Regions from separate parts of the Homo sapiens genome. Here all the other regions are linked to region 2. Evidence: chromatin contacts called from ENCODE Hi-C data. All regions are on one chromosome and are shown on one strand. The core of a region is the stretch at or near the end of the contact, and the rest is flanking DNA. Distances in the headings are between cores, read along the strand shown. Region 1 has its middle 72 kb from the start of GLS. Region 2 holds the start of AKAP19 (A-kinase anchoring protein 19). Region 3 holds the start of STAT4-AS1 (STAT4 antisense RNA 1).

The links. A loop is a pair of places that touch in the nucleus more often than their neighbours do. Pooled maps may share reads with other maps.
Region 1: a loop to region 2 is called in a pooled map, with 2.4 times the contacts of the local background. The contact joins the enhancer-like site here to the promoter of AKAP19 in region 2. A Hi-C loop is called at or near these places in 2 of 37 single-sample maps with no recorded cell type and 5 of 50 pooled maps.
Region 3: a loop to region 2 is called in a pooled map, with 4 times the contacts of the local background. The contact joins the promoter of STAT4-AS1 here to the promoter of AKAP19 in region 2. A Hi-C loop is called at or near these places in 2 of 37 single-sample maps with no recorded cell type and 4 of 50 pooled maps.

What each region holds. Positions count from the first base shown.
Region 1 is chr2:190,807,285-190,811,347 of GRCh38, reverse strand. No RefSeq gene overlaps it. Among named protein-coding and RNA genes, the nearest start is that of GLS, 72 kb to the left of the region's middle. Within about 2 kb of position 1,372, at least 3 of the 41 ENCODE cell types and tissues checked have a DNase peak (open chromatin) inside an H3K27ac peak, as active enhancers do.
Region 2 is chr2:190,178,969-190,182,899 of GRCh38, reverse strand. AKAP19 (A-kinase anchoring protein 19) reads right to left here and starts at 2,037. Exons shown (of 2, transcript NM_001042519.2): 1 at 1,791-2,037. RefSeq lists an enhancer at 1,284-2,083 and silencers at 1,862-2,311, 2,582-2,681.
Region 3 is chr2:191,020,155-191,024,197 of GRCh38, reverse strand. It overlaps STAT4-AS1 (STAT4 antisense RNA 1), which reads right to left and starts at 2,672. Exons shown (of 3, transcript NR_136318.1): 1 at 2,643-2,672. LOC124900514 (a long non-coding RNA gene) reads right to left here and starts at 3,655. Exons shown (of 2, transcript XR_007087796.1): 1 at 2,854-3,655. LOC107985785 (a long non-coding RNA gene) reads left to right here. Exons shown (of 2, transcript XR_001739163.1): 2 at 470-1,058. RefSeq lists enhancers at 2,782-3,399, 3,543-3,992.

The sequences.
Region 1 (4,063 bases), core at 123-2,622, 630 kb before region 2:
TTCTGTTTACTTACGGCAACCAAGTGATTTCTGTTGTTATCTCTATTTCATGGGTGAGGAAATCGAGCATTAGAGAGGGCAAATAAAGTACCCAAAGTTAGAGATTCGGCAAGTCTTTGGGTTCATAATATTTGAACCCAAGCCCTCTGATCCCATAGTCCACATTCTTAACCACTGTACCAGTGCTTCTCAAAGTATAGACCACTGACCGTCGGCACCAGGGTCACTGGGTGCCTGTTAAAGTGCAAATTCCTGGGTCCCATTTTCTATCTACTTACCTGATGAAAAGGGATCTGGTGAAAGAATATTCAAGGCAGAGAAAACAGCAACTGCTGAGGTGGGAATAAGCAAGGATCAGAAAAAGGGTGAGAGAGGCTGGAGCACAATGAGCCCAGGAGGGTGGTATGAGGTCCGGAGGCTTCGGATTTTGGATCTCTTTTCTTCTTTTCCTTTCCTTTTGCCTTTTGCCATTCCTTTTGCCTTTTGCCTTTCCTTTCCTTTCCTTTCCTTTCCTTTCCTTTCCTTTCCTTTCCTTTCCTTTCTCTCTTTTTCTTTCTTTTTTGAGAGGGTTGCACTGTGTCACCCAGGCGGAATGCAGTGACAATCACAGCTCACTGCAGCCTTGACTTCCTGGGCTCAAGCATTTCTCCCACTTCAGTCTCCCAAGTAGCTGGGACTACAAATGCATGCCACCACACCCGACTAACTTTTGTGTTAGGGGGTGGTCTCCCTGTGTTGCCCAGGCTGGTCTCAAACTCCTGGGCTCAAGCAATTCTCCCGCCTCAGCCCCCCAAAGTGCTGGGATTTTAATTTTTTATTTAGTTAGATGGGAAGCTCTTGGACAGTGGTAAGCAGGCGAGCGATAAGACCCACCTCACATTTGAACAGATGGCAGCTGTCACTAAAGAGTTGTAGAGTTGTGGAATTTTGGAGTTGTAGAGTTATAGAATTGTGGAGTTGTGAAGCTGTGAAGTTGTTGTAGGGAAGCAGCTGCCCAGCCAGCGCACTTCCTTGCATCTAGAGATGTCATAGATGAATTCTGGCCATTGGAAGGAGAGCAGAAGTGATTTATGGGTGACTTTTGGGCAGAGGTATTGAAGGAGCAGATATGCCTGCTTCATGTTCTCTCCGCCCTTCTACCAGCTGGGTGTTGATTCCATGTATTAAGATGACTGGGCTCTCCCTCTCCCAGCCTGGCATTGACAAGGAGTCCCCACATGAACTATTCCCTGAGCAATAAAAAATGGAACACAAAATGTGTATTATTCAAATGTGGGGATTTCCTTGTTACAGTAGCTACTATTACCTTAAATGATACATGACTCATGCTTTGCCAACATCATTTTGGCTGCTATGTGGAGGTGGAAGGGGGTGGCAGAGAGACCAAGGTAGAGGCTACTGCAGAAGTTCTAATGGGACTGGGGGCTGGCATAGATTACCTGGGTGGCACTAGAGTGGTGGAAACTGGAGATACTAGATATATTTTGGAAGAATTTTCCCCCAAACCAGCAAGATGTGCCATTAGATTAAATGGGGATGTGACAGGAGAGATAAATCAAAAGTGCAAGGTTTTCAGCTTGAACTCACTGAAAATACAGAGATGCCATTTTCTGAAGTGGGGACTGGAATATTTGAAATCTTCTCCTGCCTGCAGTTCTCTCACTCTGCAATTTGCCCTGAACAACCTCCTAGTTGTGGACCTTAGACCACATGATTCATCCCCTGAGGCCTCCTCCATACCCTACAGACCTCACGTGTACTTCACGTGTTCACGCTGAAAGAAAAATTTGTCCTACACTCTCTCGGCCTGAACAACTGACTACTTGATAAAATAAGATTTGTAAACATAAAAAAAAAAGCAATTATAACCTCAAATGGGTTTAAGTTGCTTTCCCATTCTTACCAGGCCAGAGCACAAATAGAGAAGGAATGTGTCTTTCGTGTTTGCAATTAGGAAGTGAAGGAGATGGTGCTAATCATAGAGTTTCTGTTAGTTCTGGGCTGACCTTGTTTGAAGTATGGTTGCAACACACTTTATGACCCTACCAGCTCAATGGAATTTTTGTTTATTGCTTCCTCTCCTCTCTGTGTCCTCTGACTGTGGGTCTACTCAGTATGACAGTCTCTCCAGGGCAGGATTGTGTCTGTTTACCTTGTTCTGCACTGGACTTCACTTACCATGGTGGCTGTGGCAGAGCTGGGTCATTAGGACTCTTTGGAAGATAATGCCCTGTGAAAGAGGAATGGGGTATAGGAAAAAAGAGGCAATGGGCATGAAAGATGTGAGAATGGATGGGAAAAAAAAGATATAATAATATAAAATAATGTCATATATGAAATAATATAAAAAATAAATTGAGTATTTGTTTTTCAGTTAACCAATGTCAGAATATATATTATTCTAAGACCCTCACTCTACTCTGTTGTCCTAGGAGCTCTGGAGGGAAGCATTAGATATGGCTCTTAACCTCAGGGGGCTTACAGTCCAATCAGGAGACCCAATGCAAATGGAACAATGAATCAAGATACTATCTAACAGGACTAGACCATGCCAGTAAGTGCTGTAGGAGTTTAAAGATGAAGTAGCTCTTTGAGGCTGCAGTAGTCTGTTGATGGTGCTTCTCTCAGGAGGTCCCAGGAGGGGTGACTGTTCTTTCTGGAACATGGTCATGGGAAAATCCCTCATACCTACTTTAAGCCAGTAAAAGAGAATGTCCAGAAAGGCCAGGTATTTGGAATTGGACCTAAGTGACAGGCTTCATATACAAATATGCATTGGTTTACGGACAATTGTATAGTTTTTTTCTTCACTGCCACCTAAACCATCATTATCAGCACTTGAGTCCTCTGTGACCATCACTGCTGTCCATGGGCAGTATGCACAAGTGGAACAAAGCCAACGCCTCAACTGTGAGACAGTTTGTCTCTTAGGGTTAGGGAAGATGAGGGCTAAGGGTGGAGGGAGAAGGTACAGCATGGCGAAGCTCATCATAGATCCCTTGGAACACTATTCCTACTGATTTGTTACTCCCTTTTCTCCCTCCATGCTTTGTCTTTCCCTGTTACACACACACTGTTATTCTTCATCTGTCCGCAGCCCAGTCATTGGAACTTGGATGTAAGTGGCTTCTACAACCAAGTGAGGCAGAGAAATGGGCAGCAGTGATGACTCTATAAAGACTTTTGTCCTTTCATTCATTCAAGGTGGTGTACAACCCAAAGATGAACACATGACCCTTGTCCTCAAGCAGCTCAATCTGTGAAAACTATCATATGAGTTAATGTGGTAACAGAAGCATGCGCACAAAGTACTCTGGAACAACAGGCAGGGACCATTTAGACCTGCTGCAGTGTGTGTGTCTGTGTCTGTTTATCTATGTATTATATGCAGGCAGATTGTGAAAAAAGACAAGTTTCACAGAGGAGATGATACATGATCTTTTCTAATTCACTGAAGCATACAGCTATCAAAGGCCTGAGGACTCTTGAAAGATGAGCAAAATTTCATCATGCAGAGAAGGGAAGTGTAAAGACAGGAAACAGCATGTGAAAGGCATTCTATTCTATTTAAATCTAGGAATACTGTCTTTAGGATGTTCTTGGCTGATTAAATCAGATGCATCATCATATTATACTATCATGATTTACCAATACTGGTTATTGCCTAGATTTTATCCATGGACTCTCCATTGGCATCATTAGTGATGAGAGCTGGAAGCTTGAGCACACCCTGCCATAAAGTTGTTTGTAACAGAAGACATAGTTTGTACTTTGTTTTCTCTGTTTCAGTTTTGGTTTCCACCTCTAATTTGATATATACCAGTTATTAATCTGGTTGATTTGCTACAAATGAAAAGTTTAAAAAATTAATGACAATCTATACAAAACTCACATAAAACCATTTGAGTCTCCCACTAGATGGCACAGGAAGAATATGGCATATCACCTAATTCTCAGGCTAGGCTAGATAGAAAATGTCTATTCCTATGATCACATGACTCTGACTACTTTCTCTTAAAAGTAAATATAAATAACATCTCTGTAATTTTATTTTTTCTTTAAC
Region 2 (3,931 bases), core at 788-3,287:
AAGCCAAGAGAAAAAAGAAATTCAGATTCAAGAAATGCTTAACTGCATAATTTAAAAATTAATAAAGCCTACCTTTATTTTTGTCTCCTTTGCTTGACAGCAAAGCACACGGGGTATGGAGGTGAGGTTTTTAGTCAACTTCTGAGTATTTACTACAAATGCCAATTAAGCAATAGATTATTTTATTTGAAGATGGCAGCTCATTGCACCCTGCACTGTTTGGGTTAAACTGACTTATTGAATTCAATTTTGGGCTAAGGATCTTTAGCACAGAGAGGGGTCTTAGGTAAGGAAGGAAACATAAAAACTAGTATTTATTGAAGATAACTAACATTTACTGACTCCTAGGCACCTCTACTAAGTACTTTATTAATATTATTAATTTAATCCTCACAGTAACCCTAGGGTTAGACAAAGTATATTATTCCCATTTTACAGATGAGAAACTGAGGCTCAGGGATCTGAAAGGCTGTCAAGCAAAGGAGACAAAAATATTATTTTGTATCACTTTAGACCTTTCATTTCTTAACTATTTTTGGGTCATGGACCCTTTTCAGACTGACTAAAGTTTCAGATCCTTTTTGCAGAAAAATCTTGTTTCTAAGTTCACAGTTGGAGCGCTATTGGCCAGGTAGGACTAATGAGAAACAGGTACTGCTTCCTAAGTGATTGTCAGTTCAGCGTAAACAAGGCCTTGCTAACAACAGAAAAGGAGGAACCCGTCAAAATGTAATGAGCTTCCTGTCACTGAAGTGTTCAATCAAAATGTGGCTGGCCTGTCAGGAGTGCTACAGAGGAGATAATAAAATGGATTGGAGGTTGGTCTACAATTTTAAAGCATCCTTTTGTTACAACATTGTGTGGACCTAAATAAGTAATGATTATAATTTTTGTTTAATGGCAAAACAAAATTAAAAACTGAAATTATTCTTCCAGACCATTCTGCTTGAAAGCAGAATGCCTAAATAATGTTATTTGCCATCTATTTATGATAGCCATGTTAGGTGTTTGAAAACAGCCTCATCCAAAGGGAAAAAGGAATAGCCAACTGTTGATCTTGGTTTGATTTATACTTTGTCATAATAAAAGTAGATTCCCTATTCCTCCGAATTCTTATCTAAAAATTTCCCTGAGAGAGCTGCCACATACACTAGATCCTAAAAAGATGGTCTTTGATAAGAACATTTACTAGTTTACAATTTTATGTTAACCTAATTCCCTAAAGGATAGGGGAAGGGCTGGTGTCAGACCAGAGACAAGAGAGACAACTCCAATTGTTCCGCTTTGCTTCTTTGACCCCTTAACTCATGGCTAAAGGATCTTACCCGTCTACTCCTCTTAATTTCTTATTTGCATCATTTCACCTCAATATTCAGCCTCCCACAGCTCCAAAGAGCACGAGAGCTAATACTTTGCTCATGATATGCCATTCAGAGCACAAGCCTGACAGCTTGGCATATCAATGCAATGTTCACGGGCAAATCTCTTACCTGAAAATCTTCACTCACTCTTCAGGTAGGCAGCAGGGTGGAATTGCAACTCATAATGAGATACCTTTCACTGGGAAGCCCAGAACAAAATTGAAGGGGTAGGGGCTAACTCTTCTCGATTAGGGGACGGAGATGTGAGGCTCTATCCACGGCAGCTGGCTGAGAACGGTCTCGTTTAATTAAAGCCTCCTGTAACTCATGGGTTTCTGCCATTGAAAAATCTAAAAGGCACAGCTGACAAGCAAAGACCGACAGACACCCGCCCTTCACCAGTCACCCACCTCCCAGATGTTCACTTACACAACACGTTGCCCGGCAGCTGCGCGCCCATGGCACGTCCGGACAGCCGTGGGGTCCCGGAGGCAGCCTGCGCTCAGGCCCGGGGCGGGTCTCCGAAGCTCCCGGAGCAGCCCTGTCGTGGGAGGGGGGCTTGCTGGCGTCTGGGCGGGCGGCAGCTGAGGCCGGGCGGGGGCAAAGTGCAGTCCAGCTGCCAGGGCAGCGGCGCCGCCTTCTCGCCGGCGCCCGGCTCAGCCAAGTGGCAGCATGTGGAGGACGGGGCGTCCTTCGGCGGCGCCCGGGCTCCCGGCCCCTCCTCCTGCCGTCGCCGCCGCGCCCGCCGCGCGCTCCTCGCGGGTTCGCGGCCCGCACCTGGCCTCCAGATGGCCGCCCAAGGGCGCTCGGCTCCAGGGCGCGCCCTCTGGGAGCGACCCACGAACTTCGGGTGGCAGAGGGTTGCCTCGATACTTCCTCAGGCGCAGGGTCCGAGGCAGGGGCGGGCGGAGCGGAGCTGGGCTGCCAGCCGGTTGGTCTGGGCCACCGCCCTCACGCCCCCCGCAACTACCAAGCAGCTGCCGGCGCCGCAGCGGGAACAGACCCGCAAAGGTCAATGAAAGCAGAAGCCAGCGAGGCATCGCAGAGGTCAATGAAAGTAAGAGCCAGCGAGGCATTTCGCTGGCCCTGCCCCTGGTCTCGGCCCCCTGGGCTGCGAACTCTCCTGAGCTCCGCCCTGGTGAGAGGGGGCGCTGCCCTCCAAGGCCTCTCCCCCGCGGGGCCTGCCTTGGGACAACAGGTGCTGGGCCGGGGCACTGAGCCCGCCTGCAGGGGGCCCCGCAGCCTGGCCGCGGCCTTCCCAGCTAAGGGTTCTGCGCTTGGGCCGGGCAGAGCTGCCAGACCTGCTTTGACCTGAAACCCCACTCTCGCAGAGCTAGGCCAGGGATTCCGCCCTTCCCACCTCGTTTGCACCATGAGTATGCAGAGCAAAAGTGTTGGAAGTACTTAAACATTTAAAGGACATATCCATTTTATACTTTTCCATACAGAAATACTCAAGAACATTTTCCAAGCGTGTTTCTCTTTCAAACAAAGTATCTCTAAAGGCCATTTTCTCACTCTTTAAAGCATTGAATACCACTGCCTCAAAACATGGCCATTATTGAGTTACACTTCCCCGCACAGTCCATGTGATGCCTGCATCTGCCCAGCATGATTTCTAGCAATAGTAAAAGTCCCAAGAGAACTACAAAAGAACCATTATTTTCCTTGTGTTCTACAACGGATTAGTCAATGCGAAATTCATGCTTGAAGGGACCTTAGTGATAATTTTGACTCCACATTACAGATGAGGACACAGAGGCCCAGAGTTCAGCAGTACAACGAAAGAGAGTGGAACTTAAAAAACTAACAATCTATAAACTGAGACTTAGCTCTTTGAAGGTACATTATAGTAAAAAATAAACCTAGATTGCAGAAGAGTTGAGAAGTTTAAGTTACACAAAAATCTATCCCAGAATCTCAGATTTTAAATGAATCAAGCATTCTTATTTTTATCCAGGCTTAAATTAGCTAAGGTTATATACAAACCCAGTGGCCCAGAAATGTAATTTTTCTTCATGCTAGTATGATTAATGGGATTGGAGTTGGTACATCCTGACAATCATAGAATGTAAGTATACCTATATTAATTGATTTTTCTGATAAGTATCATTTTTTTTTTCTTTTTTTTGAGATGGAGTCTTGCTCTTGTCGCCCAGGCTGGAGTGCAATGGCGCAATCTTGGCTCACTGCAACCCCCACCTCCCAGGTTCAAGCGATTCTCCTGCCTCAGCTCCTGAGTGGCTGAGATTACAGGCGCCTGCCACCATGCCAGGCTAATTTTTGTATTTTTAGTAGAGACAGGGTTTCACCATGTTTGCCAGGCTGATCCCGAACCCCAGACCTCAGGTGATCCATCCGCCTTGGCTTCCCAAAGTGCTGGGATTACAGGTGTGAGCCACCGCACCCAGCCAGTATCAATTTTAATGTATACAAATTGATTATACTTACATAAAACAAATTATTCAGTTCTACATATTTCAGGCACACCATGCTAAATAATTATGCTCAAATGCAAGGTTCCACTTTTAGGCCTAGTTCTTCACTTAAGTTATGTAATTTTCTTGTGC
Region 3 (4,043 bases), core at 1,423-3,922, 840 kb before region 2:
TAGGTGCAGTGGCTCATGCCTGTAATTCCAACACTTTAGGAGGCTGAGGTGGGAGGATCACTTGAGCCTCAGGGTTTGAGACCAGTCCAGGAAACACAAGGAGACCCCATCTCTACTCAGAATATATATATATATATATATATAGAATTTTTTTTTAAATTAGCCAGGTGTGGTGGTATGCACCTATGGTCCCAGCTACTCTGGAGGCTGAGGTGAGAGGATCGCCCAGGAGGTCTTGGCTGCAGCCAACCGTGCTCATGCCACTTCACTCCAGCCTGGGTGACAGAGTGAGACTCTGTCTCAAAAAAAAGAAAAAAAAAGAATCATTTATATTACTATGTCACAAAGTTGGTTTTAATATATCACAAAGTTGGCCCGATATCAGTATTTCAATGTAATTGGTTTTCTTTTGAATCTTATGCATCTTATCTTATTCAACTAAAAACATTATTTTCTGAAAAACTTACAGGTTTCATCAGACTGCCAAAGAGGTCCATGTCACAAAAACTAGTTAAGAATCCCAGCTTTGGATAAAGACCACAATTCGCAACAGATCTTTCCAAAGTCACGTATTATTTAGTCCCCTCTTAGTCTTCAACTCATCTCTCTTCACTCCTCCCCAACAGCTTCTTATCCACCAAAACATCTGCACACAAGACTGACTGAACTACTTTCAGTTTCTTTGATGGCCCATGTTCTCTCTGTTTCCCCTGCCACATCCTCTCAATTCTCCAACCCCATCCCATATATCCCTGCACCTGGATAATGTTTACGCATTCTTCAGGCTCTGGAAAGCCTTCCTGCCAAACACACACACATACATACACACACACACACACACGCATGTGTGCGCATGGCTCAGGTCATGCCACGCTTCCTCCATAGCATCCTCTACATCCCCGGCACAGTGCTTATCTCCTTTGGTGTAAATGATATCATCTATTTTCCTCAATAGACTCTAAGCAAGCTCTGTATGTACATGGACCAAGACAGCCCTGCTCACAGTTATATCCCTGGAATCTAGTACAATCTGGCCCTGAATAAATATTTATTAATGATTTGGTGTTTGGACACATCAAGAACAGTCATTAGTTCCTTCCTTTCCTTTGCTCCTTGGGCTGCCTGCAAAACTAAGCTGAAATTCTCTTCCTAACAGCTCCAAACTCTAAAATCATGAAACAGCCCCCAATGTTATGCTTCATCCTGATTAACCAAAACACACTTGCTTTTGATCACACAGAGAGGACTTCCTCCCTACCTCACCCTGAACTTCCAATAGACATTGTCTAGAATTACAGTTTATAAGCTCACTCTAACTTCCCTTTGATGCTAGGTATTATCTCATGCATGCCTAACATCCTAGACATCTACCTACTCATAGATGAACCAAGTGTTCCTGAAATTTCCCCTAAACTCTCCATTACACTCAAGGGCATTACTACTTCTGCCCCTAGTAAAAGTCCTCCACAAAGAATGGCATGAACCCGGGAGGCAGAGCTTGCAGTGAGCCGAGATGGCACCACTGCACTACAGTCTGGGCGACAGAGCAAGACTCCGACTCAAAAAAAAAAAAAGTCCTCCACAACACTCTTATGTCAGGCTTGACAGTCATCTTCTTAGACATCTCACAGACTGATAGACTGCCGCAAACGGAAAGAACTCTGCCGTCCAGAGAGGGCAGAGAGAGGGGAGAGGTTGGAAGGGGTGTGAAGGAGTAGAGCTCTCATTAAAAGTCCTTTAGGGAAGTTTTTTGCGCTATGCATGCTCATTATTCTCTTCCCCCCTCAATTGTGGCTCGATAGGTCTTAGAGCCAGTGCTGAGATCTGAATGGCTGAATTAACCTGTGATTCCTGATCTCAGTGTTGGTCAGTGACGTTCATTTATTCATTCAAAAAATATTTTTGAAATATTTGAAAATGCCTGTATCAGGCATTGCTTTGCTTAACCAGGGTTTCTGAACCACAAGACACAGAAAGTGATTTGCTTGACGATTTTCTCAGTTCTCCCAGGGATGGCATACAGTGACATTCTAGATATACAGGAGAGCAGGGAATTCATTACACACATAGATACCCTGGGGGATTAGACTGAATTGTCTCATGGAATACTGGATGGAAAAGGCTGTTAACACAGAACAAACTCCCTCCTGTTGTGAACTTACACGCTGGCGAGGAGAGATGAAAACAGACAAATAATAAACAGGGATAGGTTTAACAAGTGTTATGAGGATTGCAAGTGTGATACAGTCACTGGAAGAAGCAATCAATGAGGGTGTCTTTGAGGAGATGATGACTGAACTGAGACCTAGAGAATGGGAAGGAGGCAGTCCATGAACACAGTCAGGAAAACAGCATCCCAAAAGACCAGTGTATGTATGCATAGGGCTCAGGCAGGTAAAAACTTGGGGTATCTGAGGAACAGAAAGAGGCTAAGGGGATTGAGGGGAGCCTAGTGAAGTATGGGGTGAGATAAGATGAGTAAGAGGGGTAGGTGAGCCCAAATTGGCGGGCCCTGGATTCTTATTGCAAATTGAAGCCAGCAGAGGCTTTTAAACAGGTGAGTGGTGTTATAAAATTTGTTTCTTCATTTAAGTGAACATCGAACAAGGTTGCTATACAAGAAATGCCCCCAAATTCCCCACCTAGGTCTGGCTTCCACAGGGCAGGCACTCAGAAGGGCTCCACGCTTGGCTTCATGCTCTCCTGTTGCCTTCTTGAAATTCTTCATTAATTTTGAGTAAGGGACCCCACATTTTCATTTTGCAACGGGCCCTCCCTGCAAATTACATAGCTGGTCCTGTGTTGTTCTAACAGGGGAAAATAAACGTCTATTTGCATAGTAGGACTCTGTACCTTAGGGTCTTGTTTGTGTGCAGCCATTTTGGGGCTGGTCGTCACTCTCACAAGAGGCTGGAGGTTGGGGCCCAATGAGGTAGGTAGGCCCTTTCACACACTGGAGGTTCTAGGTGGGTGCCGAGTTCACCCTAAGAAGGTAGAGCCCCTTAAGAGTAGGCGAGCAGAGCCCAAAGAAACTCAGTCTCGTGCCTCCTAGAACCATTGAGTAAGTCACAGACATTACACAAAACTCTTGTTTCCTCAGCCAGCCGAACTTTCGAAATCATTGTCCAGTGACTAAGCATTCTCCATTATACTTCTCCCACGTTCCTTCTGGTATAATCACCACAACTGAGAAGGCATGGGGGCGAGAAGACCCCAGAAGAAAGAGGCAAGCCCCTTGCAGACCGAGCCTGAGGACGCCTATAGAAACTGCCAGACCCCAACCTCTGGTTCAAGGGCAGCTACCCAGGCTGGCTGAGGGTCACAGCTTACCAGACAGGACAAGATCTGAGTCAGTGCAAGTGCAAACTGTGTAGATAGCGAAGTGAAGCGGGTAAAAGAGACCTTTTCAGGACAAGGAAAGAAACGGTGGAAGTGCAAGGGTAAGGTTTCCAGCACCTTAGGTGCAGAAATCAGGACACGTTTCCCTCCCTCCCTCTAAGGTGAAACGGCAGCCACCCGCGCCTCCGCCTTCCGTCGTGTGCAGAGCTAACACTCGCGCGTGCGGGCCGCGTGGACCGGCCTCTCTGGGACCCCGTCCCGCAAGCCGATCTGCAGCCCCAGGGCGAGCGTGCGAGCAGTGCGCCCGCCGCCAGGGAGAAACCGTTGGGAGGAAGCGGGCTGCGGGAAAGCCCCGCTGCGCCTGCGTGCTGCGCCTGCGTACTGCTCCCGCAGGCTCTAACTTTCGCTTTTCGGTTTCCTCTCAATCCCAGTCCTTCTCGCTCCCGGGCAGTTTCCCCGAAAGCACGTGGGGCGGCTCTTCCGAGCACTCGCGTCCCTCCCGCCGCGCGCGCCGGGCCAGCTGTTTCCGAAGCGGTTCAAACTGCACCGCGCAAAGCCAGGGGCGTGGGCGGGCCCGGGCTGCTCTACCTGCGCTCGGAAAGCTAGGGCTCCAAAGCGTTCCTGAGCGGTTTTTGACCGCGAATGTGATAGTGCTCATGGTAAACACTGAAAATAAATTACATAGACATATCTTACTACCCAGA